6 separate regions of the Homo sapiens genome follow, and regions 2, 3, 4, 5 and 6 are each linked to region 1. Evidence: chromatin loops called from intact Hi-C (ENCODE). Cell type or tissue: HCT116. All regions are shown on one strand. Region 1 overlaps CACNA1A (calcium voltage-gated channel subunit alpha1 A). Region 2 overlaps CACNA1A (calcium voltage-gated channel subunit alpha1 A). Region 3 has its middle 83 kb from the start of CACNA1A. Region 4 overlaps LOC105372284 (a long non-coding RNA gene). Region 5 has its middle 68 kb from the start of CACNA1A. Region 6 overlaps CACNA1A (calcium voltage-gated channel subunit alpha1 A).

Region 1 (5,000 bases):
AGGCAGGGAAGCCAATGAGGCCACCTCATCTTGCAGGGATGGGCAGTGGCCAGAGGACTCCAGGGAGGAGTGGGGAGCCCCTGCCCCATGAGGCGGCCCCCCTTTGCCTGATGGAAGCCAGCTCTGGCTTGCCGGCTCTTAGATCCAAACTTTGGGATCCTCTTTGATGCCTCTTTGTCCCAAATCCCTCATTGGTGGCTCTATCAGCAAAACTCACTGGCTCTATTTCCAGAACCTTCCAAGAATCTGTCCACTTCTCACCTCTTCTTTGGTCACCAGCCTGATCCTGTCCCCGTCATCGCCCATGGGGACCAGTGTGATCACCTGCTCACAGGTCCTCTGGCTTCCCACAGATGCCAAAGGGCACCTGTGAACACCTGGATCAAGTCCCTCCTCTGCTCAGAACACTCTATGGCCCTCACCTCACTCAAAGTAAGAGCCGAAGAGCCCTCTCTGTGATCCCCGGCACAAGGTGCCCCCTCACCTCCCCACTCATCTCTCTGTCCTTCGTTTCCCCACTGTTCTCTCACTCCGCCCAGCCACACCAGCTTCCTTGCTGCTCTTCAAACACACCAGGCATTTCTAATCCTCTGGGAGACTCATCCTCTCAAGGGGGGCATTCTTGGAGGCTCAGGATCTCCTGGAATCCCAGCTCTTTTTTTTTTTTTTTTTTTTGACAGAGTCTCGCTGTGTCACCCAGGCTGGAATGCAGTGGCAAGATCTCGGCTCACTGCAGCCTCCACATCGGCTCATTGCAGCCTAGGGTTCAAGTGATTCTCCTGCCTCAGCCTCCCGAGTAGCTGGGATTACAGACATGTGCCACCATGCCCGGCTAATTTTTGTATTTTTAGTAGAGATGGGGTTTCACCATGTTGGCCAGGCTGGCCTCAACCTCCTGATCTCAAGTGATCTGCCTGCCTCAGCCTCCCAAAGTGCTGGGATTACAGGCATGATCCACTGTGCCCAGCCCTGCACTTGCTTAAAAAAAAAAATTACCGTGTGTTCTCACTTATAATCTGCACTCACCTTGATCACCATCTCAAAGGTAAAGACGCCTGTAAAAACGTAGTCAAAGTATCGCAGCACCTGTAAGGGATAAAAGCAAGAGAGCAGTGGATCACTGGCCTGTTCCAGCAGAGCCCCGGTAAAACTAACGATCGCCTACTGGGGAGCAGAGTTTCTACCCAGAAGAGGAAACACAGCTGCTATATACAGTTGCGCAGGGCGTGCACTGCACAAGGGCCCCTCCCATCTCTTTTCATACTGCAGATTTGTATGTTGTGAATGAAATTGTCCAGCAGATGGCAGCAAATCCTAACAAAAAAATCACTGTACTAGGCCAGTTCGCTAACCCACGGGAAGGGTACCTTTTAAAATTTGCCCCAAGCCCTGTAGTGGATTAGAAGCGGCCCCAGAGAAGTTCAGGGCTGACTGTATCCTTCTTGGTGATGGATCTAATCCCCCAGTACCCTTGCTTTCCTGGGCATCCTGGGCGAGAAATAGTTGCTACGTGGTTTTTTTAAACACTGGGGCCAACTTCCTGCCACGGCATCTCTTCCTGCTTCAAGGCCAGGCCCCTGCCAGGGTAGGTTGATTTTTCCTGTGCCCCTCCCCAGGCCTGATGTTTCTGCCTGGACGAGCAATGTCCTCTGGCCCAGCCCCTGTCCAGGACACACCATAGCACACCTCTGGTGTCACCCAGGCCTGAAGATGAGGGTGCGCCGGCACAGTGTCTGGCTGGTGCTAGACATGGGGTGGACACCGGCTGGGCACGGTGGCTCGAGCCTGTAATCCCAGCACTTTGGGAGGCTGAGGCAGGCAGATCACTTGAGGTCAGGAGTTCGAGACCAGCCTAACCAAATGGCAAAACCCCGTGTCTACTAAAAATATAAAAAATTAGCTGGGCATGGTGGCGTGTGCCTGTAATTCCAGCTACTTGGGAGGCCAAGGCGTGACAGTCACTTGAACGTGGGAGGCGGAGGTTGCAGTGAGCCGAGATCGTGCCACTGCACTCCAGCCTGGGAGACAGAGACTGTCTAAAAAAAAAAAAAAAAAAAAAATCAGATCCACCCAGAAGCTGCAAGGGCTGAGCATTACTGAACATGGCCACCAGAGGGCGCTGTGAACACCAAAGAAGTCAGGCACATCCTTCCCCTGCTTACAATCCTCCGTGGCTCCCACCTCATTCAGGGATAAAAGTCAAAGTCCTCCCCGAGGCCCTCAAGCCCCTGCACGATCTGACCATTCAGCTCCCTGCCCTCACTTCCTCTCATTCTCTCCCTTGCTCACTTCCTTTTGTTCCCCAAGATGCTTCCACCTCAGGGCCTTTGCACAGGCTGTTCTGTCTCTCTGGAATGCTTTCCCCCACATCCCATTTGATTCCGTCTTTCTCCTCCTTTATGACTTAGCTCAAATAACACTTTCCCAGTGAGGACTCCCCTGACCGGCTGTTTAAATTCCATCTCCTGGTGCTTGAGATCCTCTTTACGAAGTCTCTCCTTCCCTCTGCCCACCACACCCCCGGCCACTTATCACTCCCTGAACATTTGTTGTAGTTACTGATAATCTCATTGTCCATCTCCCCCACCCAAATGTCAGCCCCACAAGGACAGGGATGTCTGTCTGTCACCATGGCGTCTCCAGCTTATAATACAGGGTCAGGAATACAGTAGGTGCTCAAGAAATGTTTGTTGAATGAATGCATCAACAGTTGGGGCTGTACTGGGTCCTGGAGGAGCTGGGCTCTGTGATCTGTGTGGTTATAACTTATATTCCTGTTATATGTGGTGCTTGAAGAGGAATCAGAGACCAGAGTGCCTGGGGTCAGGGTGAGGTGACTTCCTGGAGGGAGGGGCTGGTGCAAGGGGATTGGCTTGAAAGACCTGGGTGGGCAGAGGGGATGGTGGTGGGAGAGTATTTCAGGTGCACGAGGCAGTGGGCACAGCCTGGTCAAAGGCCTGGTGGTTTGTGGGCTCTGGGAGTGCAGGGACCATCTCATACCCTGTCAATCCTCCCTGGCTCGCTCAGTACCTGGCACATAGTAGTTGCTTATCAAATACTTACTAAAGGAATGAATGGAAGGAAAGAAGGAAGAGAGGGAGCTGGGAAAGGGCAGGCCGTGGGGGTCAGGTGAATCTAATTCTGGAGCTCTTAATAAGCTGTGCAAGAGGAAATCAAAAGACCAATAAATTAGGTTCAAGTATTCCTAATACTTAGATCTTTTTCATCTATTTGAAAATGTTATTTCCTGTGGCTCAGTCTAATCCAAAAAAGTGCTTGATCTCATTCATTACAGGGAAATGCCAAGCACAACCCCAATAAGATCTCACTCCACACCCAGCAGATCGGCCAAATGAAACAGTCGACAGTACCAAGTGTTGACAAGGATGTGGAAGAACAGGAGTTCCCATGAGCTACTGGTGCAAGGGCCACTGCGTTCATTTATTTTTTAATTTTTTTTTGAGATGGTGTCTCACTCTGTCACCCAGGCTGGAGTGCAGTGGCACAATCTTGGCTCACTGGAACCTCTGCCTCCCGGGTTCAAGCAATTCTTCTGCCTCAGCCTCCAAGTGTCTGGGATTACAGGCGCATGCTACCACGCCCGGCTAATTTTTGTATTTTTAGTAGAGACCAGGTTTTACCATATTGGCCAGTCTGGTCTCGAACTCCTGACCTCACGTGATCTACCCACCTTGGCCTCCCAAAGTGCTGGGATTACAGGTGCGAGCCCGGCCCACTGTGCCCGGCCCACTGTGTTTATTTTTATTTATTTATATATATTTTGGAGACAGGGTCTCGCTCTGTCGCCAAGGCTAGAGTGCAGTGACGCCATCTTGGCTCACTGCAACCTCCACCTCCTGGGTTCAAGTGATTCTTGTGCTTCAGCCTCCCGAGTAGCTGGGATTACAGTTGTGTGTTACCACGCCCAGATAATTTTTGTATTTTTGGTAGAGACGGGGTTTCACCATGTTGGCCAGGCTGGTCTCAAACTCCTGACCTCAGGTGATCCACCCGCCTTGGCCTCCCAAAGGGTCACTGTGTTTATTGTCCAATAAACATTCAAGCTGCATTTACTGAGGCCAACCACTTGCAAATTATATGCTCTAGAAACTTCGCTTTTGGTTTATACCCTGGAGGAATTCTTATTTATTGAGACAGGGTCTCGCTCTGTCACCCAGGTTGGAGTGCAGTGGTATGAACATGGATCACTACAGCCTTGACCTTCCAGACCCAAGTGATCCTCCCACCTCAGCCTCCCAAGTGGCTGGGACCACAGGTGTGCACCACCACGCTCGGTTAATTAAAAAAAAAAAAATTTTTTTTTTTTTTGGTAGAGGTGGGGGTCTCACTATGTTGCCCAAGCTGGTCTTGAACTCCTGGCCTCAAGCATTGCTCCCACCTTGGCCTCTCGAAGTGCTGGGATTATAGGCGTGAGCCACTGCATCTGGCCTCCTGGAGAAATTACTGTCCAGGTGACTCAGGAAACATGTTGAGGGGCGTGGCATGGGGACAGTATTCACACTTAGAAACAACCCAAACATCTGTCAACAGGGGATGGATAACACATCCCATGCCACACAGTAAATCTCAAAACAGCATCATAAAGAATGCTCATTGACCGGGCGTGGTGGCTCACGCCTGTAATCCCAGCACTTTGGGAGGCCAAGGCGGGCGGATCACTTGAGGTCAGGAGTTTGAGACCAGTCTGGCTGATAGTGTGAAACCCCGTCTCTACTAAAAATACAAAAATTAGCCGGGTGTGGTGGCGCCTGCCTGTAGTCCCAGCTACTCTGGAGGCTGAGGCAGGAGAATCGCTTAAACCCGGGAGGCGGAGGTTGCAGTGAGCCAAGATTGCACCACTGCACTCCAGCCTGGGTGACAGAGCAAGACTCCATCTCAAAAAAAAAAAAAAAAAAAAGAATGCCCATCAATCCTGCAAAAGCAACATGTACTCATTTAATGCGAAGCATAGAAGTGTCTCATTTATTGAATGTTACAGA
Region 2 (5,000 bases), 150 kb after region 1:
GGGATTACAGGCACCTGCCACCATGCCTGGCTAATTTTTGTATTATTAGCAGAGACAGGGTTTCACCCTGTTGGTCAGGCTATTCTTGAACTCCTGACCTCAGGTGATCCACCTGCCTTGGCCTCACGACGTGCTGGGATTATAGGCGTGAGCCACTGCGCAGGGCAAGAGCTCTTATCTTATAGGCTCTTTAGAAGATTAAATGGGTTAATATTTGTAAAGGGCTCATAGTAAATGCTAGTTGTTATTCTCATCACAATTTACCTGGATTATTAGGCTGATGAGTGCAATGCAGTTGAACTGAAGTTTTACAAGGGCAGAAAGCAGGCCTGTCTTGTTGACCGATGTGTCATCAGGGCCTAGCACATAGTAGAACCTCAGTGAGCAATTTTGGAATGAATGAAGTATTTCCTTTTTACCTGCCAATATCCCCAAATGTAACAAAAACCATGACTACCATTTGCTGAGAATCTACCCTGGAGCAGGCCCCCTAGTGGGCATATTACACGGATCATCTCCTCGCATCCTCAAAACAACGCTGAGACAGGTGGCATCGTTCCATTTCACAGATAAGGAAACCGCAGGTCAGAGTGGCCCCGCAGCCTGTGAAGGGAAAAGCCAGAATTTTCGCCACGTCCACTGGGATTCCCAAATCCAAATGTTCAGCTACTTTCTGCCACCAGTGTTTCCTTCAACCTGCGATCCGCTCTCATGGATGTCACAGCCAATCACGTAGACCCCGAGAGCCCTCATGTTTGTATTTCTTTGCTTCTACCATATGTTCCCCCTGCTTCTTACTGAAGAATAGAAGCAGTTCAATGCCTCAGTTTCCCTACTCATAAAAGGAGGAAAACAACAGTGGTGTTCTCAGAATGGCCTTGAGGACGGCACAGGTGAATCACGCCTCAAACAGAGAGAGCCTCTGCAAATGGAATAGCCTCTCTACCACTTGCCTATGAATCCCCCCACCACCTTGACCCTCGGGCACACATCTTTAGATTTGCTGACCACCTTCTGAGCTGGGTCTCGCTCCTCTGCCCATTAGCTTTCTTTGCCCAAGCTGATTTATCTGTCATTTCTCCCCCTCCAGCCTCTATCACTGTGCGTACACACACACACACACACACACACACACACACACACACACCCCTCTTTCTCTCTCTTCTTGCAGCCTCTTCAGCCACTAAAATTAGCTCCATCTCTAGTCCACATCCCCAGCACGCCTGTCCTGGTTTCTCTGGGCTCCCAGCCACTTGCGATATTGTGTCTCAGATGCCACACGCTGCCTGCCTGATGTCACAGCCGCTTCCTAAAACAAGAGGTATTTTGAGATCTTGGAGGGGGTGGGAGCGGGGGGAAGGGAGGGATTTCACACATCTTCCTCCCGGGGTGTTTTTAAAAAACGCTGACACGAGAGATGTGTGCCCCCCTCACTGTGCCCCTCACTCCTATTTTTAGTTTCAAAGCGTCCAAAAAAAAAAAAAAAAAAAAGCTTCAGAGCCAATGAGACCTCTAAGGGCCCCAGTGGGTCAAATCTTGATTTAAAAAAAATTCCACTTCTGGGTCTATATCCAAAAGAATTGAAAGCAGGGACTCAGCTATTTGTACACACAGGTTTACAGCAGCATTATTTACAATAGCCAAAAGGTGGAAGCCAAGTGCCCATCTGGATGAACAGATAAGCAAAGTGTGGTCCATCCACACAATGGAATACGATTCGGCCTGGAAAAGAAGGAAATTCTGACTCATGCTACAATATGGATGAGACTGGAGGACATTATGCTCCACGAAACAAACCAGTCACAAAAAGACAAATACTGTATGATTCTACTCACAGGGGGGACCCAAAGTAGCCAAATTCACAGAGATAGAAACTAGAACGGCGGGTGCCAGGGGCTGGGGGAGTGGGGAGTGTGGAGTAGGGTGGGGGGAGTGGGGAGGGGGGAAGGGGGAGTCGGGGAGAGGGGAAGGGGGAGCGGGGAGTGAGAGTTTCCTGGGGGCAGAGCTTCAGTTTTGCAAGATGCAAAAGTTCTGGAGATGGATGGCGGTCCTGGTTGCACAACAATATGAATGTACTTAACGCCGCTCAACTAAACACTTAAAAAATGGTACATTTTATGTTATGCATATGTTACCACAATGAAATATATATATATATTTTTTGAGACAGAGTTTCGCTCTTGTGGCCCAGGCTGGATTGCAATGGCATGATCTCAGCTCACTGCAACCTCCACCTCCCGGGTTCAAGCGATTCTCCTGCCTCAGCCTCTCGAGTAGCTAGGACTACAGGCGTGCAATGCCACGCCCAGCTAATTTTTGTATTTTTAGTAGAGACAGGGTTTCATCATGTTGGCCAGGCTGGTCTCAAACTCCTGAACTCAGGTATCTGCCCGCCTCGGCCTCCCCAAGTGCTGGGATTACAGGCGTGAGCCACCATTAGAACAATGAGACAAGCAGGTCAGGAGGAGATAGCACATGGACAGGGGGTGAGGATGTTACCACCTAGTCATGGCAGGGGCTTGATGCCCCTGGAAGATTTTACTGGCACAATTCATATTACAAATTATTTAGTGAATACTTACTATGTGCCAGGCTGTGTTCTAGGCTCTGGGGGAATAGCAGTGAACAAAACAGACAGAAGTCCCTGCCCTCATGGAGCTGGCATTCTAGTGGGGGCAGGGGATTGGCAATAACCAATAAACAAGTAAATATAGCTTGGCAGATGCTCTTCAGGGGTGTAGAGGGAAATTAAGCCTAGAGGCGGGGAGTGGGGTGGCACAGTGCAGGTGAGGCAGTTACATGTTAGAAGGACACTTGAGCAAAGACCCAAAGGAAGTGAGGGGGGAGCCAAGCAGATATCTGGGGGAAGAGTGTTCCAGGCAGAGGGAACAGCCTGTGCAAAGGCCCTGAGGCTGGGGAGTGCTTGGTGTGTAAGGGACAGCAGGGAACTTGTGTAGCTGAAGCCGAGTGAGTGGAGAGGAGAGTGGGAATAGAGGGGGATGGGGGATCACAGGGGCAGAGTTTGTGGGTCCCTGTGAGGAGAATTTGGGCTTTTTCTCCAAGTGAGGTTGTGAGCAAAGAGGAGCCAGGTCCTGACTCAGTGGCTCACAGGTGCCCTCTGGCTGCTGTGTGGGGAACAGTCCTGGGGGTGGGGCAAGGACTGAAGTTAAGAGACCAGATTGGGGTGGAGGGGCAACTGGTTTAGTCCAGGCCAGCAAAGATGGGGGCTGGACCGGGGTGGGGCTGTGAAGGTGGTGAGAGGTGGGTGGTGGATTCTGGGTAGATTCTGAAGGTAGAGCCAATAAGATGTGCTAACAGATTGGATGCAGGGGGTGGAGAAAAAGAGGCATAGAGGCATAGAGGAAGATCTGGAGGTCTGAGGCCAGAGCACTGCAGGGGGTTAAAGCCGCCTTTACCTAAACAGAAAATAGGGCAGGAGGAGCAGGTTTGGGTGACGGTGGTCTTTTGGAGGAGCTGTAATCCCTCTAACACCTCAGAGTCAGCTGCACACCCATGTTCATGACAGCACTCTTCACAATAGCCAAGATGCAGGTACAACCCAAATGTCCATCAGTAAAGGAATGGATGAAGAAAATATGGCGTGTATATGTACACAATGAAGTACTATTCAGTCTTTAAAAAGGAGCAAATTCCATCTTTTGCGACAACGTGCATGAACCTGGAGGACATTATACTAAGATGAAACAAGCCAGACACAGAAACGCAAATAGTACACAATCTCGCTTATATGTGAGCTCTAAAAAATTTGAGGCCGGGCGTGGTGGCCCATAATCCCATCACTTTGGAAGCCCGAGGCAGGCAGATCACGAGATCAAGAGATTGACACCATCCTGGCCAACATGGTGAAACCCTGTCCCTACTAAAAATACAAAAATTAGCTGGGCGTGGTGGTGCACACCTCTAGTCCCAGCTACTCAGGAGGCTGAGGCAGGAGAATCGCTTGAACCCGGGAGGCTGAGGTTGCAGTGGGCTGAGATCATGCCACTGCACTCCAGCCTAGCAAGAGAGTGAGACTCCGTCTCAAAAAAAAAAAAAAAAAAAAAAATTTTAGGCCAGGTGCAGTGGCTCAACGCTTGTAATCTCAGCACTTTGGGAGGCCGAGGTGGGTGGATCACTGGAGGTCAGGAGTTCCAGACCAGCCTAGCCAACATGGTGAAACCCCGTCTCTACTAAAAATACAAAAATTAGCCGGGCCTGGTGGCAAGCACCTGTAACCCCAGCTACTCGGGAGGCTGAGGCTGGAGAATCGCTTGAACCCAGGAGGCGGAGGTTGCAGTGAGCCAAGATGGCACCATTGCACTCCAGACTGGGTGACAGAGCGAGACTCCATCTCAAAAATAAATAAATAAATAAATAAATAAATAAATAAAAATTAAAAATTTCAAAAAATAAAAAATTTGAACCCATGGAAGCAGAGAGAATGGTGGTTACCAGGGGCTGGTGGTGGAGGGATTGGGGAGATATTAGGCAAAGGATACAAAGTTTCAGTCAGACAGGAGGAATACGTTTTAGAGATCTTTTGCACAGCATGGTGACCACAATTAATGATAACGTATTGTAGTGTATGTTTCAACGTACTATACAACATAATGTAATATACAACATAAGGTATTGTATATTTCAAAATTGCTAAAAGAGTAGATTTTAAGCGTTCTCACCACAAAAAATAAGTATGCGATGTAGTGGATATGTTAATTGGCTTGATTTAATCATTCAAAAATGTAAACATATATCAGAACATCCCATTGTACTCCATGAATATATATAATTAATTTTTCAGTTAGAAAAAAAGTCAGGCTGGGTGCAGTGGCTCATGTCTGTAATCCTAGCACTTTGGGAGGCTGAGGCAGGAAGACTTTTTGAGGCCAGGAGTTTGAGACCAGCTTGGGCAACATAGCAAGACCCCGCCTTTATAAAAAAACTTAAAAATTAGCCAGGCATCTGGCTCATGCCTGTAATCCCAGCGCTTTGGGAGGCTG
Region 3 (5,000 bases), 310 kb after region 1:
AGCTTAGGAGTTTGAGATCAGCCTGGGCAACATAGCAAGATTCAATCTCTACAAAAAATAAAGTAAAATATAATAGCCAGGTGTGGTGCCACATGTCTGTAATCTTAGTTACTTGGGAGACTGAGTTGGGAGGACTGCTTGAACCTGAGAGTTTAAGAGTACAGTGAGCTATGATTGTACCACTGCACTCCTGCGTGGGTGACAGAGTGAGACCCTGTCAAAGAAGAAGAGGAAGAGAAAGAGGTAGAAGAAGAGGAGGAAGTGGAAGAGGAGGAAAGACAGGGATCAGCGGTAGGCAAGCAGAAGTATGCAGACCCCACAAGAAGAAAAGAGGGCCAGGCGTGGTGGCTCAGGTCTGTAATCCCAGCACTTTGGGAGGCTGAGGCAGGCGGATCACCTGAGGTCGGGAGTTCAAGACCAGCCTGACCAACATGGAGAAACCCCGTCTCTACTAAAAATACAAAATTAGCCAGGCGTGGTGGTGCATGCCTGTAATCCCATCTACTCAGGAGCTTGAGGCAGGAGAATTGCTTGAACCTGGGAGACAGAGGTTGTGGTGAGCCAAGATCACAACATTGCCCTATAGCCTGGGCAACAAGAGCAAAACTCTGTCTCAAAAAAAGAAGAAGAAAACGAAGACAGGAGGCCGGACGCAGTGGCTCACACTTGTAACCCCAGCACTTTGGGAGGCCGAGGTGGGTGGATCACCTGAGGTCAGGAGTTTGAGACCAGCCTGGCCAACATGGTGAAATCCAGTCTCTACTAAAAATACAAAAATTAGCTGGGCGTGGTGGTGTGCACCTGTAATCCCAGCTACTCGGGAGGCTGAGGCAGGAGAATCGCTTGAACCTGGGAAGCGGAGGTTGCAGTGAGCTGAGATCGCGCCACCGTACTCCAGCCTGGGTGACAGAGTGAGACTCTGTATCAAAAATAAATAAATAAATAAATAAATAAATAAATAAATAAATAAGGCATAGTTGTTCCCAGGATTGGAAACCCAAGGTACAGATAAATTCTAGATGGAAAAGTCACATTGAACAGAGAGGATAATTTGGCAGTGGGGGTGGTGGGGGATATTTGTTCATAAGCTGCTTGGGTTTCAAGGACCAGCATGGAGAATCTGATAGACCAAAAGAGATAGGGGAGCCCCATCTCTGGGGGGCCCTACCCAGACCTTCCATGGCTGCCAAAGCTGCTAATTCAAAGAACAAAAGAAGGGTCTCTCTGCACCAAAAGTCAGCCAGCTGCACTGAAAAAGAAGCTCCCTGGGACCAGACCTATTTTTTTTAAATATCAACTAGGCTAGAATTGGCCAGCCTGCCTCCCTTAAGAAAAGAAAGAAAGAGGCCGGGCGCAGTGGCTCACGCCTATAATCCCAGCACTTCGGGAGGCCGAGGCAGGTGGATGATTTGAGGTCATGAGTTTGAGACAAGCCTGGCCAACATGCTAAAGCCTCATCTCTACTAAAAATACAAAAATTAGCCAGGCATGGCAGCTAATCACAGTGGGTCCCTGTAATCCTAGCTACTTGGGAGGCTGAGGTGAGAATCACTTGAACCTGGGAGGCGGAGGTTGCAGTGAGCTGAGATCATGCCACTGCACTCCAGCCTGGACAACAGAGCAAGACTCCTGCTCAAAAAAATAAGTAAATAAAAAGAAGAAGAAGAGAAAGAGAGCTCTGATTTCTAAGTAGGTTCTTTTTTAAAGGTTAGGTTGCAGTTTAATTGTGATGTCTAAACAAAACAACCTGCTTTTCTTTCTTTTTTTTTTTTTTTTTCCAAGACAGGGTCTCACTCTGTCACCCAGGCTGGAGTGCAGTGGTGTGATCATCACTCACTGCAGCCTTGAACTCCTGGGCTCAAGCAATCCTCCCATCTCACCCTCCCGAGTAGCTGGGACTACAGTTGGGCACCACTACACCTGGCTAATTTTTTTTTTTTTTTTAATTACGTGAGCATTTTTCGTAGAGACGAGGTCTCCCTATGTTGCACAGGCTGACCTTGAATTCCGGGGCTCAATCGATCCTCCCACCTCAGCCTCCCAAAGTGCTGGGATTACAGGCGTGAGCCACCGTGCCCAGCCTCTTTTTTTTTTTTTTAACTGTGTAAACTGAGGCCTCAAAATGCTTAATGGCATACCCGCTACAGAAACAGAAAACTATTACCAAGTACTTACTATGTGGCTGCACTGTTCTAAATGCTTTCTATGTAATAATGCAGTGAACTTAATCTTTGTAAGAGCCCCAGAGATGGGTGCTATTGTTTTCCCCATTTGACAGAGAGGGAAACTGAGGCACCGAAAGGGAAAGGAACCCTCCTCCCCAGAATCAGTCAGCAAGTGGCAGAGTTGGGATTTGAACCCTGGCCGGGGCACTCAACCACACCCCAGATTGAAGCCAGGTAAGCCCCACACTTGACCTCAGGACCTGCTTGTAACCCATCAGACCTCAGGGAGCCCTGCAAAGCCCCGAGTCCGCCCCTGCCGCCCCAGTTGGTCTTTACCAAGCCCTTTGTGCATGAAAAAGCAATAGCCATATATGTAATGATTAGTTATCACATGATGGGAATTCAATTATTGATTTGGGGCTGACTTCCATTTCTCGGAACAGGCAGAAAGGAAGCGGCAGGGAGGTGGGTACTCCGGAGAGCGAGCTGAGCGCTCTGCTGCCCGGCGCCTGCCAGGCTGGGGAGCCATGGCGCCACCTGGTGGCCAGTCTTAGCAGCGGCGGGCGACAGTGGGTGAACGCAGGGGAGACCCGCGCAGGCTGCTTTTTGAGCACAGTGTGTGTCAGGCGCTGTTCCAGCTCAGGGGTCCAAAAACCTCTTCGATAAAGGACCTCAGATGAAATGCTTCCGGCTCTGAGGGCTAGACAGTCTCTGTCCCAGAGACAGCTCTGCCGTTGTAACACAAAAGGAGCCACAGACAACATCAGCACAAATAGAAAAGGCTGTGTTCCAATAAAACTTTATGGACACCAAATTTTGAACGGCATACAACTTTCACCTATCAAGAATTATCCTTCTTTTTATTATACGACAACAAAAATTAATGAACGGGTCGGGCGTGGTAGCTCACGCCTGTAATCCCAGCATTTTGGGAGGCCAAGGTAGGTGGATAACCTGAGGTCAGGAGTTCGAGACCAACCTGGCCAACATGGTAAATGAAACCCCGTCTCTACTAAAAAATACAAAAATTAGCTGGGCGTGGTGGCGCGCACCTGTAGTCCCAGCTACTCCGGAGGCTGAGGCAGGAGAATCGCTTGAACCCGGGAGGCTGAGGTTGCAGTGAGCCGAGATCTCGCCCCTGCACACCAGCCTGGGTGACACCAGACCGGCCCACGTGGAGCTCACAGAGCAAATATGGCAGCAACAAGGGAGAAAGCCGATGCGTAACACATATGAGCTGGTCGTGAGTGCTAGTGGGGAAAATTAAGCGGGGCAGGGAACCAACATAAGTAGGGGTTGCATTTTATTTTTTTTCAATTCTATTTATTTATTTAGAGATAGGATCTCTCTCTGTTGCCCAGGCTGGAGTGCAGTGGTGCAATCATAGCTCATTGCAACCTTCAACTCCCAGGCTCAAGCAGTCCTCCCACCTCAGCCTCCTGAGTAGCTGGGACTACAGGTACGCATCACCATGCCCAGCTAATTTTTGTAAAGATGGAATCTTGCCATGCTGTCCAGGATGGTCTCAAACTCCTGGGCTCACAGGATCCTCCTGCCTTGGCCTCCTGAGTAGCTAGGACTACAGGTCCCAGTACAGTCAACGAGGGAGGAAGCCCCATATGTAACACATAGGATCTGGTTATGAGTGCTAGTGGGGAAAATTAAGCGGGGCAGGGAATAAGCACGAGTAGGGCTGCATTTTATTTTATTTTTATCTTATTTATTTATTTATTTATTTATGAGACAGGGTCTCACTCTGTTGCCCAGGCTGGAGTGCGGTGGCACGATCATGGCTCACTGCAGCCTTGACCTCCCAGGATCAAAGGATCCTCCCACCTCAGCCTCCCAAGTAGCTGGGACCACAGGCGCACACCACCATGCCTGGCTAATATTTTTTTGTTTTTTGTGGAGATGCCTCACTATGTTGCCCAGGCTGGTCTCAAACTCTTGGCCTCAAGTGATCCTCCCGCCTTGGCCTCCCAAAGTGCTAGGATTATAGGCATGAGACACTGCACCCAGCCGGGGCTGCATTTTAAATAGGGTGATGATGAAAAGTTTGATGAGGAGGAAACCTTTAATCAAAGGCTGGAAGGAGGCAAGGAAGAAGCCGTGTGGGTGCCGAGGAGAAGAGCATTCCTAGCAGAAGGAACAGCCAGTGCAAAGGCCCTGAGGCTGGACCACCCTGGTGCATTGGAGGAACAGTGATAAGGTTAGTATGGCTGCAGCACAGTGCACGAGGGAGAGAGAGGAGGGAGGTGAGGGCAGGGAGGTGACAGGGGCAGGGCCTTATGGGTCTTGGTGAGGACTTTGGCTTTTGCTATGAGTCAGGTGGGAGCCATGGAGGGTTCTGAGCAGAGGAGGGATATAATCTGACTTGTGTTAAAATATGATCTCTCTGGGGGGCTGAGCATGGTTGCTAACACCTATGATCTCAATGCTTTGGGAGGCCGAGGCAGGAGGATCACTTGAGGCCAGGAGTTTGAGACCAGCCTGGGCAACATAGCAAGACCCTGCCTCTACAAAAAAATTTAAAAATTTTCCAGGAGTGGTGACACGCACCTACGGTCCTGGCTGCTCAGGTGACCGAGGTGGGAGGATCACTTGAGCCCAGGAGGTCAAGGCTGCAATCAGCCATCATTGCACCACTGCACTCCAGCCTGGGTGACAGAGTGAGACCCTGTCTCTAAAAATAAAATAAAAGTCTCACTTTGTGTGTCTCATTCTCTCAGCTCAGGCCTCGGGGACCAGGACAATTCAGGCCACCCATCCGATCCCTAGCTGGGAAAGTCACCCAGTCCTAGCTGGTGACCTGCAGTTTGGCTGAGCCTGGGTCCC
Region 4 (5,000 bases), 440 kb after region 1:
GAGGTGGAGGTTGCAGTGAGCCGAGATTGTGCCACTGCACTTCCAGCCTGGGCAACAGAGCAAAACTCTGTCTCAAAAATAAATAAATAAAAGGCTCCTCTTGAGGCAACGCCTAAAACCTAGATGTAATGACGGAGCTCTTGTGCCCTCCCGTGGGCATCATGCCTCAGATCGGGAGAGCAGCTCTAAGCGCTCTCTGGGGAGAAGCTTGTCAGACACAAGCATGCATCTGTCAATGGAATTCCAGGCACCGAGGCCAACATTAGCATGCAAGCGAAATGCTGAAGGATGTTATGCTAAATGCAAAAGCCAGGCACAGAAAGACCAATTCCACATGCTCTCACTCCTCTATGAGATCTAAAAAAGTTGAACTCAAAGATGCAGAGAGAAGAATGATGATTACCAGGGGCTGAATGGGGAGTGGTGGGAAGTGGAGAGATTTTTGTCTAAGAGTGTAAGTTGCAGTTAGACAGGAGGAATACTTTTTTTCTTTCTGCAAGTTATGGTGTACATGAGAAATGTTTTACATGTATATAATGCATAGTGATTAAATCAGGGTATTTAGGGTATCCATCACCTAAGTCTCTCACTGTCATGCAGGCTGGAGTGCAGTGGTGCGATCTGGGCTCACTGCAACCTCCGCCTCCCAGGTTCAAGCAATTCTAATGCCTCAGCCTCCCAAGTAGCTGGGACTACAAGCACGTGCCACCACACCTGGCTAATTTTTGTATTTTTACTCGTGACAGGTATTTTTAGTAGCGACAGGGTTTCACCATGTTGGCCGGGCTGGTTTCCAACTCCTGACCTCAAGTGATCCGCCCCTCCGGCCTCCCAAAGTGCTGGGGTTACAGGCGTGAGCCACCGTGTCTGGCTGAGAAGGAATACTTTTTTTATTTGTGCAAATTATGGTGTACTGAGACATTTTTTATGTGTATATAATGCATAGTGATTAAATCAGGGTATTTAGGGTATCCAGGGTATCTGTCACCTAAGTACAATACATTTTTTTAAGTATAGTCATTCTACTCTGCTATCAAACATGGAATATGGCCGGGCACCGTGGATCGTGCCTGTAACCATAGCAGGCAAGGATTACTTTGCCTTTCACCTTTGGGAAGCCAAAGCATAAAAATTACTTGAGTCCAGGAGTTCGAGACCAGCCTAGACAACACAGCCGACAACCTTTTTTATTTTTTTGAGACGGAGTCTCACTCTGTCGCCCAGGCTGGAGTGCGGTGGCACTATCTCAGCTCACTGCAGCCTCCGCCTCCCAAGTTCAAGCAATTCCCCAGCCTCAGCCTCCTGAGTAGTTGAGATTACAGGCATGTACCACCACACCCAGCTAATTTTTGTATTTTTGGTACAGATAGGGTTTCACCATGTTGGCCAGGCTGGTCTCGAACTCCTGACCTCAGGTGATCCACCCGCCTCGGCCTCCCAAAGTGCTAGGATTACAGACGTGAGCCACCACGCCCAGCCTTCTTTTTTCCCTCTTCTATCAAATGAAACTACCTTAAGTGCAAGGGCAAGTGATTCCATCCTGGTAGCCTTACCATCTGGTCTAATGCCTGACACAAAATAAATGACCATCCATGAACAAATCGATGAGCGATTCAATTAATTGTTTACCCAGCTCAGGCCTAAATGGGAAGAGGAGGAAAGCAAAGTAGAATAATATGAGGGCACAGCAAAGGATGCCCCTACAAAACCATGCGTAGAACACCTCCCCAGAAACCCCCATACTATAGGGGTTCTGGCTATGGCCTTCAACACAAGTTTACCAACAACAGGTTTCCTTTGGGGATAATGAAAATATTCTGAAACTAAATAGAGGTGGTTAGCCGCCTGTGATCTCAGCTACTTGGGAGGCCAAGGCGGGAGGATCACTGGAGCCCAAGAATTTGAGATCAGCCTAGGCACCATAGTGAGAACTTGTCTCATTTTGTGTGTGTGTGTGTGGTTTTTTGTTTTTAAATGTTGTGGCGGTTGCATAACATTGCAAATGTACTGCCACTGAACTGTTCTTTTTAAACTTTTTCTTTTTTTTTGAGATGGAGTTTTGCTCTTCTTGCCCAGTCCTGCCTCAGCCTCCCAAGTAGCTGGGATTACAGGCACCCGCCACTACGCCCAGCTAATTTTTTGTATTTTTAGTAGAGACAGGGTTTCACCATATTGGCCAGGCTGGTCTCGAACTCCTGACCTCAGGTGATCCGCCCACCTCAGCCTCCCACAGTGCTGAGATTACAGGCGTGAGCCACCGCGCCCAACCTAAAACTTAATTTTATGTTTTGTGAATTTCAGTTCAACTTTGTTTGTTTATTGAGACAGAGTCTCTCTCTGTCACCCAGGCTGGAGTGCAGTAGCATGATCTCGGCTCACAACAGCCTCAAACTCCTGGGCCCAAGCCATCCTCCCACCTCAGCCTCCCGAGCAGCCAGGATTACAGGCACGCACCTCCACTCCCAGCTAATATTTTGTATTTTTTTGTAGAGACGAGGTCTCACTGTGTTTTCCAGGCTGGTATCGAACTCCTAGTCTCAGGTGATCCTACCGCCTTGGCCTCCCAAAGTGTTGAAATTACAGAAAACAGCCACCCTGCCTGGCTCAATTTAAAAAAGAAAAAAACTGATATACAAATTTGAAAAGTTTTGCTAAAAAGGAAAAACAAAGGCTCCCTCTGGCTGCAGTGTGGAGAATAGACTGCCCCATGAGGCGAAGTGGATTGTGATGGTCATGAGGAAGCTGGAGGGTGTACCTCAGTTCTCGAACTTCAGTTATTATACTTTCCTTAGTTCTATGACTTATGAAATATTTCTCAGCCGGGCGTGGTGGCTCAAGCCTGTAATCCCAGCACTTTGGGAGGCCGAGGCAGGTGGATCATGAGGTCAGGAGTTCGAGACTATCCTGGCCAACATGGTGAAACCCCATCTCTACTAAAAATACAAAAATTAGCTGGGCATGGTGGCACACACCTATAGTCCCAGCTACTCGGGAGGCTGAGGCAGGGGAATCGCTTGAACCTGGGAGGGGGAGGTTGCAGTGAGCCGAGATCACGCCACTGCACCCCAGCCTGGCAACAGAGCTAGACTCTGTCTCAAAAAAAAAAAAAAAAGAAATATTTCTCTCCTTTTTTTGAGAAAAGATCTCACTCTGCCACCCAGGCTGGAGTGCAGTGGTGCAATCATAGTTCACTGCAGCCTCTACCTCCCAGGCTCAAGTGATCCTCCTGCCTCAGCCTCCCAAGTTGCTGGGACCACAGTTGTGTGCCCTCACGCCTGGCTAATTTTTTTTTTTTTTTCAGAGACAGGGTTTCGCTATGTTGCCCAGGCTGGTCTCATACGCCTGGGCTCGAGCGATCCTCCCCCCTTGGCCTCCCAAAGTGTTGAGATTACAGGCATGAGCCACCCTGCCCTGTCCTATTTATGAAATATTTCTTGAGGGACATAGAATATTTGGTCTCAGTGCCAGCAGGCCTGCTGAATTTCCCGAGTCTTGGGAAATGCCAAGAAATAAAGGTACTATCACCAGGCAAGCTGGAGTGGTGAGCGACTTGATAGTCTCAGAATGATATCGCCAGCTGTTGGAAATCTTGTAGAACTGGCTAACACCCACTGAACAGTTGCTACGTACCAAGCACTGCATTAATGCACTTAATCCTGACAATAGCCCTGTGGGCTGATGGGCCAGGGTTTTGTTTTTGTTCTTGTTGTTGTTTTGAGATGGAGTCTCGCTCTCTCACCCAGGCTGGAGTGCAACGGTGTGATCTCAGCTCACTGCAGCCTCCACCTCCCAGGTTCAAGCAATTCTCCTTCTTCAGTCTCTGGAGTAGCTGGGATTACAGGCATGCACTACCACCCCCGGCTAATTTTTGTATTTTTAGTAGAAATGGGGTTTCACCATGTTGACCAGGCTGGTCTCGAACTCCTGACCTCAGGTGATCCGCCCGCCTTGGCCTCCCAAAGTGCTGGGATGACAGGCGTGAGCCACCGTGCCCGGCCTAATGGGCTGTTTTATCACCGCCTCACTGTAGCAGTCCCTCTGGTGCCGCAAGTCCCCTCTCTGCATCTGCAGGAGACAGTTCCCTGTGAGACCTGACTTACTTGTCCCACCTCAAGCCTGGACCACACATCTTTTGGCTTTCTTCAGCCTTCTCCAACCCCTCAAGGCAGCCCAAAAGTTTGGGGCTAAAGACCCCAGGGTGAGCTGGACATGGTAGCCCATGACTGTAATCCCAGCATTTTAGGAGGCTGAGGTGGGAGGATCACTTGAGCCCAGGGGTTCAAGACCAGCCTGGGTAACATAGGGAGACCTTGTCTCTACTAAAAATAAAAATTTTTAAAAAGTCAGGCGTGGTAGCATGCACCTGTAGTCCCAGCTACTCAGGGGCCGAGGTGGAAGATCAAGGCTGGAGTGAGCTATGATCACACCACTGCATTTCACCCTGTACAACAGAGTGAGACCCTGTCTCTAAAAAAGAAAAAAGACTTCAGGCTGTAATTGATCACAGTGAACATCAGCACATCGTATCACATGTCCCCTAATAGGCTATACTCAAAAGGACGCATCATTTCTGTGGAATTCCTGCCAGAAATGCATAACCTCATAGGCAGAGTAGTCAAATTCACAGTGACAAAAAGGTGCTTTCCAGGGACTGCGAGGAAGCAGGGAATAGGAAATTATTGCTCAATGGGTACAGAGTTTCAGCTTGGAAAGATGCAAACATCCTGGAGAAGGATAGCGGTGCTGGTTACACAACAATGTGATGTACTTAGTATCACTGAACTGTTCACTTACAAATTGTTAAGATGGGCTGGAGGCGATGGTTCATGCCTGTAATCCCAGTGCTCTAGGAGGCCAAGACTTTTTGAGGACAGGAGTTTGAGACCGCCATGGGCAACCCCATCTCCCAATAGCGAGACCCCATCTCCAAAAAAAATTAAGATGGTACATTTTATATTGTGTATATTTTGCCACAGTTAGAAAGAGAAAGAATTGTTTGG
Region 5 (5,000 bases), 300 kb after region 1:
GGACTCAAGTGATCCTCCTGCCTCAGCCTCCCGATTAGCTGGGATTACAGGTGCATGCCACCACACCCGGCTAATGTTTTTTTATTTAATTTTTTGAAGAAATCTGGGTCTTGCTATGTTGCCCAGGCTGGTCTCAAATTCCTGGCGTCAAGTGATCCTCCCACCTCGGCCTCCGAAAGTGCTGGGATTATAGGCATGAGCCACGATGCCCAGTTGAGTTCTTAGTGGCTCCCAGACATCCCCTTAGCTGATGGGCGTTACGTCACCATGAGATGCCTGGGTTAGACCCATGACCCCTCTTCCGGGAGGCGGCCACTGCCTGTAGCTGGCTGAGCCTGGGGTTTAAGAGCCCAGACCCAGACGGGTACGGTGGCTCACACCTGTAATCCCAGCAGTTTGGGAGGCCGAGGCGGGCGGATCACGAAGTCAAGAGATCAAGACCACCCTGGCCAGCATGGTGAAACCCCGTCTCTACTAAAAATACAAAAATTGGCTGGGCGTGGTGGCGCATGCCTGTAGTTCCAGCTATTCCAGCTACTCTGGAGGCTGAGGCAGGAGAAACATTTGAACCTGGGAGGCAGAGGTTGCAGTCAGCCAAAATCACTCCATTGCATTCCAGCCTGGGCGACAGAGAGAGACTCTGTCTCAAAAAAAAAAAAAAAAAAAAAAAAAAGAGCCCAGACCCCTTGCTCATATACCCTGGTGGGTAGATCACCCTGAGGTGAATCAATGAGCTCCTCACCATCCGGAACCTCCCCCAGGATCAGGTGGAGGCTGAACTTGGGCTGAACCGCATCCTTGATCAGCTTCTTCCTCTGCCCTGTGCTGCTTTTCTCATTCTCCTTAGACCACCGATTCTCAAACTGGAAACACTCCCAGAGGTCCTGACTTAATTGGTAAGGCACGAGGCCCAGCCACACGGATTTTTAAAAATCTCCCCAGGCAATTATAAAGTGCAGCCAACTTAGAGAAGCACTGCCTCAGAGGTCTCTCCTGAGAACACCCCCTTTGTAAGCTCCTTACCCAAGAATCGCCAGCGTGGGCTCCTCTTCCAGGAAATCTGACCTAACGCACTTGCTGTCCACTGAAAGCGCCTACTAGCAGCTAGGACCCAATGCCGGGGGTGCAGGAATTCCTCTTCCAGGCCCAGAGCCCAGCCCACAGCCAGGGTGGCCTTCTGGTCATGCAGATGGAGCAGCAAGAACGGGGGTGGGCAAAAGGGGGCGATGAGAGAAAGCATGTGTGAGAGAGAAAGGCGGGGGCAGGAGGGAGAGAGAGACAGGGGGACAGACAGAGACCCAAAGAGAGAGACAGAGAGAGACACAAAGACAGAGAGACCCAAAGCCATATGGAGAGATACAGAGAGAGAATGGCTGGGTGCAGTGGCTCATGTAATCCCTGCATTTTGGGAGGCCGAGGCGGGCAGATCACTTGAGGTCAGGAGTTCGAGACCAGCCTGGCCAACATGACGAAACCCCGTCTCTACTAAAAATTCAAAAATTATCCAGGCGTGGTGGCGCATGCCTATAATCCCAGCTACTCGGGAGGCTGAGGCAGGAGAATTGCTTGAACCCGGGAGGCAGAGGTTGCAGTGAGCAGAGATCATGCCACTGCACTCCAGCCTGGCTGACAAAGCAAGACCCTGTCTCAAAAAAAAAAAAAAAAAAAAAAAGAAAGAAAGAAAGAAAAAGAAAAGAAAAAAGAAAGATACAGAGAGAGACCCAAAGAGAGACAGACAGAGAGACCCAGAGACAGAGAGAGACAGAGAAAATAAGAGAAAGAGACAGAGAGATCCAGAGACAGAGAAAGAGCAACACACACACACACACACAGACACACACACACACACACACACACACTGGTGCAGGGAGGCTGTTGGAGGAAGAGAGAACAAAAGAGAGAGAGGGTGATGCAAAGACAGAGATAGAGATCCAAAGGGAGAGAGAGAAAGGGGCAGAAATAAAAAGACAGAGACCCAAAGAAAGAGAAAGAAAGAAAGAAAGAAAGAGACCCAAAGAGAAAGACAGAGAGACCGAGGGAAAACAGAATTCAGATAGAGAGAAACAGAGACAGATGAGAGAGGAATAGGAAGCCCCTTCTCTCTCTCTCTCTCTCTCTCTTTCTCTGTCTCTCTCTCAGATGGAGTCTCACTCTGTCACCCAGGCTGGAGTGCGTGACTTGATCTGTAGTTCCAGCTACTTGGAAGGATCAGTCTTGGCTCACTGCAACCTCTACCTCCCAGGTTCAAGTGATTCTCGTGCCTCAGCCTCCTGAGTAGCTGGGATTACAGGTGCCCACCACCACGCCTGGCTAATTTTTTGTATTTTAGTAGAGACAGGGTTTCACCAAATCGCCCAGGCCGGTCTCGAACTCCTGACCTCAAACGAGCCTCCCGCCTTGGCCTCCCAAAGTGCTGGGATTACAGGCATGAACCACCGCTCCCAGCCCTGGGCAGCCCCTTCTATTCAGTCCTTCGCCCTCGGTTGGCATGGCATCTCTGCTCCTCGCCCCACTTGGAATACCCAGAGACCACTGGCCGGGGAGAAGGAGAAGAGCATCCAGGAAGGCTCTTGGCCACCTTATCTGACACTGCCAAGGTAGCTCCTCCCCAGGGCTCCTTGAGCCGCTCACCAGCTTCAGTTTGTTAAATTTAGCTCAGATTCCTTTGCTCTGAGTAAATTGCGTCTTTGCAAAGGAGCAGAAGAGGACTAAACCTGTTTACAGTGTTTGAAACCCACTCACTAAAATATTTTGCAACGATCACAATAATGACTCTGATTTCCATGCCGGCCGCCTCTCAGGAGCTGGGGTTGGTGCAGGGACCAAGGGTGCCGCCTGGCGTGGCATGTGAACAACTGCACGCTGAGCTCAGGCAAACCTGGGTTCAATCCCAGCTCTCCAACTGACCTGCCGGGGGGCCTTTACACGTGGCTTTTAATGCATCCCATAAATGGTATATCAGTGATTCCCCATCTCACCGGCTTTCTGTAAAAAGATTAAGTGAAATGCTGGAGGCTGAGCCACTACAACTGGCAAAATTTAAGAGGACAATAGGTTGGTGGTTACAGGGCACAAGATCCAGAGTCAAGCTGCCTGGGTTCAAATGCCACTTGTACCCCATATGACCTAGGACAAGTTACCTAGTCCCTCCGTGCCTGAGTTTCCTCGTCTGCTAAATGGGGATAATGCTAATGGCTAACTCATAGGCTTCTTGCTCCATTCTTGATTGTTTTCCTACTTATCTTTTGGTTTCAGCTCATGAGTCCCTTAGAAAGCTATTGCTAGGCTGGCGACGGTGGCTCCCGCCTGTGATCCCAGCACTTTGGGAGGCCAAGGTGGGCAGATCACTTGAGGTCATGAGTTCGAGACCAGGCCTGGCCAACATGGTGAGACCCTCCCCCCCATCTCTACCAAAAACACAAAAATTAGCTGGGTATGGTGGCGCACACCTATAATCCCAGCTACTCGAGAGACTGAGGCAGGAGAATCGCTTGAACCCGGGAGGTGGAGGCTGCAGTGAGCTGAATTTGCACCACTGCTCTCCAGCCTGGGCAACAGAATGAGACTCTGTCTCAAGAAAGAAAAGGGAAGGGAAGGGGAGGGGAGGGGAGGGGAGGGGAGGAGAAAGAAAGCTGTTGCTAATCCATCAGTTATACCTCTCTTAAAGCATTTACCTCATTGGGACAGTCTATGGCAATGATTTTGAATTCATTGAGGGCACTGACTATAATGTATTCATCCATATATGCCTGATGGATAACACAGGAGCTGATCCACATCAACCCCTCTGACTTCATTTCCCATCACTCCCACCTCACTCACCTTGTCCCAACCAACACCAGCTGTCTTGCTGATACTCAAAACACACCAGGCACATTCCTGCCTCAGGGCCTTTGCACTTGCTGTTCTCTCTGCTTGGAACTTCCTTTCCCAAGAACTTTGCATGGCTGGCTCATCCTCTTCATTAAGCACTCAATTCAAATATCAGTTCACCAGATGAACCACCCCTAACCACCTTTTCTTAGGTTCTCCTGTTTCAGTCACGTTTTACCCCATCGCAGTGTTATTGTCAATCTCACTGCCTCAAATTATTGTATTATCTATTTACTAGTATATTATCTGTTTTCCCTTATAAAATTTAAACTCCATGAGTGTAAAGTCCTTGTCTGATTTGTTCTCTGCCTCCAAAGTGTTCAGTGATAAGTTGGTGAGGTGATGGGTATGTTAATTAGCTTGATTGAATCTTTCCATAATGTACACATAGGTTGAAATATCACATTGTAGCCCATGAATATATACAATTGTTGTTTGTCAATTAAAGTCATTTTTAAAGCTGCTTGATGAATCTCTGTTGAATGATTAATGAATGAACCTCATCCACTTCCATCCCTTCTATAACTATGTCTATGTAGCACTTACTGTGTGCCAAGCACTGTTCTAAGTAATTTGCATGTATTAATTAATTTGATGCTAACAATCTCTCTGAGAGGTAGGTGATGCAATTATCATCCCCATTTCATAGTTGAAAAAAACTGAGGCACAAGATGTTGGTCCAGTAACTGGTATACAAGCCAATGAAATCTGGATTTGGTATCAGAAGTGGGGTGCCGTTAAATGCACTAAGATTACAAAGCTGGTAAGACGTTGGGCCAGGATTTGAAGCCAGGCACTGTGGCTCCTGAGCCTACAGGCTTAGTCACTCTGTTCAATTTCTCACAGTTCCCCAAACACTATTTCTACCCACTTTTAGTCTCTTCTGCTCTGTTCCCCAATTTCTTATAGCCTCCTAGGCAACTCCACTTTGACTCTCCCCAAACTAGAAATCTCAGATTTCCCTTTGAACTCACCTGTTCTTTCACTTCCTAGATGAAGTGGTACTTAACTTGTTTATAATTCAGGGAGCCTGTAAATTTGGTTGGGAAAATTCGCATATTCATTACAGCCTCTAGCTGTAATTATGCATGGAGGCAACAAATTGCAGCAATATTAGCAGTGTTCAT
Region 6 (5,000 bases), 56 kb after region 1:
AACATGGGAGACAGCAGCCGTTCACAGTAAACTGGATTATTGGTGGAATTATTACTTATTTAGCAAACAGAAACGTGCTGACCCCATGCCAGGCACTATCCCAGGTGTTCTATTTGCCATAACGAATATCATTCTGAGAAACAATCTCGTGAGCTAGGGTATTGTTTATATCATACCCATTTTGCAGATGAGAAAAACCAAGGCACAAAGCAGAAAAAACCAGGTCCATGGTTAAAACAAAAAAGTGGAGGCCAGAATAGGGAAACTCTGCATGGAAGTCCTAAAATTCCTCCAAGAGGAACGTCTACCCTCTGCAAGATCCTTAGAACCAGTCACCTGCTCTCCCCCGACTCCCCACCACAGCTTCTCCCTTCTCCCCTGGGACCCACCCCTGAGGTGGGTTTAGAGCAGTTACCATCAAAGGGATGCCTCTGCTCCCCGTCAGTTTCATCCTCGGCGAGGATCACCTCTTCTGAAGAGGAAGAGCACAGAGTTAAGCTCCTGCATTTGGAGGATGAGTTCTCCCTTGGACCAGGAAGAAGGGTCTGCCCGGCCACCCCCATTCTCTGCTGACTGATGGTGACAGCTCAACCGACCAAAAAACATGCTGCTGGGTGGTTTGTGACTTCAAGCCCCACCTCCGCAACAGTAGCAATAGCCAACATTCTCCCCACCTCGCGCAAAATAAAAACCAATGTCCACACCACAGCCTATAAGCCCCTGCTTGATCTGATCTCCATCACCTTCCTGTCTTCCTCTCCTCCAGCTGTCCCCACCTCTCACTCTGTTTCAGCTGCACTGGCTTCCTTGCTGTGTCTCAAATACGTTCCTAGCTCAGGGCCTTTGCACTTGCTGTCTCTGCCTGGAATGCCCCTTCCCTTGACATCCCCACAGCTTCCTTCTTCACGTCCTTCAGGTCTCTCTGCTCAGAGGGTACTTCCTTAGAGAAGCCTTCCCTGACCACCCTGCCTCTAACTTCCTACTCTTTTTTTTTTCTCTGACACAGAGTCTCACTCTGTTGCCCAGGCTGGAGTGCAGTGGTGCGACCTCAGCTCACTGTAACCTCTGCCTCCTGGGTTCAAGCAATTCTCCTGCCTCAGCCTCCCGAGTAGCTGGGATTACAGGCGTGCGCCACCATGCCTGGCTAATTTTTGTATTTTTAGTAGAGACAGGGTTTCACCATGTTGGCCAGGCTGGTCTCGAATGCCTGACCTCAGGAAATCTGCCCGCCTTAGCCTCCCAAAGTGCTGGGATTACAGGCGTGAGCCACCGCGCCCGGCCAACTTCCTACTCTGTTTTATCTTCCTAGTCTGTTTTATCTTCCTTCTCTGAATTTGGGAGTTCCCAACATGACATGTATTTGTTTGCTTTATCTCTCTCATTAGAATATCAGAGCTCTGAGGGCAGGGATTTGGTGTGTATTGTTTACTCCCATATCCTCAGTGCTTAGATCAGTGCCTGGCACACAGCAGGTGCTCCCTAAATGTTTGTTAAATGGCTGAACAAATAAATATGTGCCTACCGTGTATCAGGCACTTCTCTCCCCAAGTGACTCAGCTGAGATTATTTTACTAAATACTCCAATAGTACTATGACTTAGGCACTACCATCGCCTCCATGTAACAGCTGAGGAAACGGAGGTACAGGGATGTGTGGTGCATGGGTAAAAAGTGGCAGGGCCGGGATGTAAACCAGCGTCTGATTTCAGAATTCAAGTTACGTGATGTCAGATCCTGGCTTCATCTTAGACTTCTTCATATCAGACTCTGGATTCTTGTTGATAAAATTTGGGACTACCAATTCAGGTTCTCTTTCTCCTCCCATCATAACCCTCCCAGCTTAGCCTTCTCCAAACTGCATGACTCTCTTTGTACTCCGTGGCCTGGGATCTCCATCCCTGGGCCCCAGGATGAAAGGGCCTCACCTGCTTTTGAGATCCACTCCATGTACCCATTGAGCTCACGTTCAATCTGTTGTTGCCGCCTCAGCTTCAGAAAAGCCCGCCGGTTCTCCACCCGTTCCCTTTCTTTGGCAAACTCCCTGGAGAAGCATAGAAAAGCCAGAGTATGGCTGTTTTGAAAATGTTAGGAAACGTTTGTGTGTGTGTTTGTGTGTGTGTGTGTGTGTGTGTGTGTGTGTTTGTGTGTGTGTGTGTGTTTGGGGATTCAGAAGTCCCTGGAGGTCAGGAGTTTTCAACAGGAGGAGTCAGGACTTCTGGGAAAAGACTGGGATATTATAGTGATGGGTGCTTCTGCCAGCTTCACACATTTCCCGACAACTGTGCCTAGGTAAAGAAAAAGGCCAGGCACAGTGGCTCATGTCTGTAATCCCAGCACTTTGTGAGGCTGAGATGGGAGTATCATTTAAGGCCAGGAATTTGAGACCAGCCTGGACAACACAGTGGGCCCCATCTCTATGAAAAATAAAAAATGTAGCTGGGCATGGTGGCATACACTTGTTGCCTTAGCTACTCAGGAGGCTGAGGCAGGAGGATCGCTTGTGCCTAGGAGTTCTAGGTTACAGTGAGCTATGATCGCCCCCTACACTCCAGTCTGGGTAATAAAGCTAGACACCGTCTCAAAAAAAAACAATAAAAAAGAAAAAAACCGAAAGGATAAAACCATGCCATGCCAACCACCACTGGCTGCATACCTCATTCTCATTCTCTTCATACTTTTGGCTAATAATTATTTCAGCCCTCTTTTAAGTTAGACCAATAAGCCATGAATGAAAGATTTCTGCAGCAGGTTGGCTTCTCTGCCATAGGTCCCACCTCTTCCTGTTTCCCTTCTTCCTTTTCCTGTTTGGAACATGAAGTGGCCATCCGGAGGGCGTGAGGCAGCCATCTTAAGACCATGAGGTATCCACGAGATTGGAAGCCTCTGGTAAAGATGTCAGAATGGAAAGCTGGAAGAATCTGGGGTTGCTGATGGTGCCATAGAGCCACCATACAAGTGCCCAGACTTCTTATGGTAAGAAAAATGAAGCCCATTTATGATTAAGCCAAAAAAATCTTGGGGATAGAGGACAATATGGGTCAGGAAAATACACCGTTAGAGCATATGCTATGATTTTATATTTGGAAAATGGGGGAGAAGTAAACCCAAACTATTGGTTTTTAAAAAAAATGTAAAGAAAGTAAAGCCCATATGAACCCTCTCACTGGGTACCCCTAGCAGTACACAACCTCTGCACCTGTGCATGGCTTGCTAATAACAGTCTGGTAACCCAAACAAGGGAAGAAGCCTTTTCTCTGTCTAGTGAATGAAAACAAAGCTTCAATGGCCTCTACTTGGAAAGAAGTTAGCAAAGAGGAGTGAGTGGGATGGGGTGGGGAGTAGCAGAAACTTACCCTGACAGCACACCCAGCACAAGGTTCAGCATAAAAAAGGAGCCGATGATGATGAGGGGGATGAAGTACAACCAGTTCCAAGTGTTCCCTGAGGCATCGTTGCTCTGTAGGGTGTGAGGAGGGAAAGCAGGTGAGAGTTGACTGGGACTCAGATAGAACCTGACAGGTGAGGGAAGGGGAAGCTCGGTTCTCTTGTGGCTCTGTCTTAAATGTTCTTGGCTTGTGGAGTTCTGGGGCTCTGGCATCCCAGAGGGGGAAATGGAGGAACGTTTTCTGAAGAAAACATCCAAAGGGTAAAGCTCTCTCTTAATTATGTTCTCCTCACATAACATAATTGACCTGGGAATGGAGTAAGAAACACAAGAGGACTTCCCAGACCACAGTCCAGAAGGAGAAGGAAAAAGTAAACCAAACAAAACACAAAACCTATTGAAATGGATTAATTAATCCCTGGTTCCTTCTCTTCTCCCAACACAGTCATAGACTCCCCTTAGAGGAGATGCATGACCACAGAGTCTGATGGCCTGGTGAAATCACCAAGCCAGACAGATGGTCCATGAGCCCTTTCCTCAAGTGTCTCCCTGCTCCATTCCCTGCAGCCTTAATGCCAATCACAAAAAATTCTCAGAAGTTTCAGCTCAATTTTCAAGAGGAAAAAAGTCCACAAATAGAATACTCTCTGAAACAGAAAATAGAACACTATAGCAAGAAGGAAGTAAGATGAGGGGAAGAAAATCAAGGAGAGGAGGTTGGGGGGTGGAGAGAGAAAGAGAGACAGAGAGAGAGAGGGAGAGAGAGAGAGAGAGAGAGAGAGAGAGAGAGAGAGAGAGAGAGAAAAGAATGATAAAAGCCAGCACTTACAGAGTATTTATGGTGTGCTGGCACCTTCCTAAGCACATTATGTATGTTAGCTCACTTAGTCATTTAATCCTCATGATGCCTCTATGTTATAATGCCCATGTTACTATTGAGGAAACTGAGGCTTAGAAAGACAAAATCATCAGCCCAAGATCACAGAGTTATTCACTAGTGGACATGGGATTTGCACTAACCACCTGGCCCCAGAGTCCATGGGCTTAACCTCTGTGCTGGGAAGCCTTGCCTCCAGCTGTCAGGGCAGGGGTAGCCTTTGAATAGTTGATCACCCTGTGACACCTGCAGAATGCAGGGCTCTCAAGTGTGGCTTTAAAAGCCCACCTTTAAAAGCATGTATGACACTGCTGCTGCCTGGAAGAAAGGCTAAAATGAGAAAGAAGTTAAGATGAGGTCATTACTACCAGGTGTCTGTGAAGCTGTGGAGCAACTGGAACCCTCATAATCTGCCAATGGGAGGGCACCATGCTGTATTCATCTCCTGTGGCTGCTGTAACAAGGAACCACAACCTAGGTGGCTTAAACAACAAAGATTTATTGTCTTACAGTTATAGAGGCCAAAAATCCAAGCTCAAGGTGTCAGAAGGGCTGGTTCCTTCTGAGAGCTGTGAGACAGAATCTGTTTTATGCCTCTCTCCTAGCTTCTGGCGGTTTGCTGGCAATCTTTGCTGATTCTTGGCTTGTAGAGGCATCATCCTGAGCTCTGCCTTTGTTTAAACATGGCATTCTTCCTGTGAGTGTGCCTGTCTCTGTGCCAAAATCTCCCCTTTTTATA

The links. Hi-C counts contacts between places; a loop is a spot of excess contacts. Peaks named below come from ENCODE experiments on the same cell type or tissue, not always from the same donor. Only the 100,000 strongest peaks of a DNase experiment are listed, where the experiment ranks them.
Region 2: a loop joins it to region 1, with 11 times the contacts of the local background. A loop is called at or near these places in 63 of 110 quality-filtered maps.
Region 3: it touches region 1 in a loop (19-fold over the local background); 100 of 110 quality-filtered maps call a loop at or near these places.
Region 4: a loop joins it to region 1, with 4 times the contacts of the local background. A loop is called at or near these places in 49 of 110 quality-filtered maps.
Region 5: it touches region 1 in a loop (10-fold over the local background); 92 of 110 quality-filtered maps call a loop at or near these places.
Region 6: a loop joins it to region 1, with 14 times the contacts of the local background. A loop is called at or near these places in 3 of 110 quality-filtered maps.

The regions. Positions count from the first base shown.
Region 1 is chr19:13,276,043-13,281,042 of GRCh38, forward strand. CACNA1A (calcium voltage-gated channel subunit alpha1 A) reads right to left here. Exons shown (of 47, transcript NM_001127222.2): 23 at 1,027-1,086. Among named protein-coding and RNA genes, the nearest start is that of IER2, 130 kb to the left of the region's middle. RefSeq lists enhancers at 1-161, 1,600-1,769 and a silencer at 1,220-1,279. In HCT116, CTCF peaks have their summits at 1,300 (motif pointing right) and 2,103 (motif pointing right); DNase peaks (open chromatin) are centred at 1,299, 2,109 and 4,502; H3K4me3 peaks cover 1,023 bases; H3K27ac peaks cover 595 bases.
Region 2 is chr19:13,428,061-13,433,060 of GRCh38, forward strand. All of the region lies in intron 3 of CACNA1A (calcium voltage-gated channel subunit alpha1 A), which reads right to left. Among named protein-coding and RNA genes, the nearest start is that of CACNA1A, 76 kb to the right of the region's middle. In HCT116, CTCF peaks have their summits at 511 (motif pointing left) and 3,112; DNase peaks (open chromatin) are centred at 491 and 3,121.
Region 3 is chr19:13,586,713-13,591,712 of GRCh38, forward strand. No RefSeq gene overlaps it. Among named protein-coding and RNA genes, the nearest start is that of CACNA1A, 83 kb to the left of the region's middle. RefSeq lists silencers at 2,613-2,722, 2,632-2,861. In HCT116, a CTCF peak has its summit at 2,708 (motif pointing left); a DNase peak (open chromatin) is centred at 2,719; H3K4me3 peaks cover 792 bases.
Region 4 is chr19:13,718,760-13,723,759 of GRCh38, forward strand. All of the region lies in intron 1 of LOC105372284 (a long non-coding RNA gene), which reads right to left. Among named protein-coding and RNA genes, the nearest start is that of YJU2B, 27 kb to the right of the region's middle. In HCT116, a CTCF peak has its summit at 2,689; a DNase peak (open chromatin) is centred at 2,672.
Region 5 is chr19:13,572,330-13,577,329 of GRCh38, forward strand. No RefSeq gene overlaps it. Among named protein-coding and RNA genes, the nearest start is that of CACNA1A, 68 kb to the left of the region's middle. In HCT116, a CTCF peak has its summit at 2,846; a DNase peak (open chromatin) is centred at 2,842.
Region 6 is chr19:13,332,454-13,337,453 of GRCh38, forward strand. CACNA1A (calcium voltage-gated channel subunit alpha1 A) reads right to left here. Exons shown (of 47, transcript NM_001127222.2): 7 at 3,353-3,456; 8 at 1,925-2,040; 9 at 416-472. Among named protein-coding and RNA genes, the nearest start is that of CACNA1A, 170 kb to the right of the region's middle. RefSeq lists an enhancer at 2,452-3,651. In HCT116, a CTCF peak has its summit at 2,550; a DNase peak (open chromatin) is centred at 2,808; H3K4me3 peaks cover 1,843 bases; H3K27ac peaks cover 1,870 bases.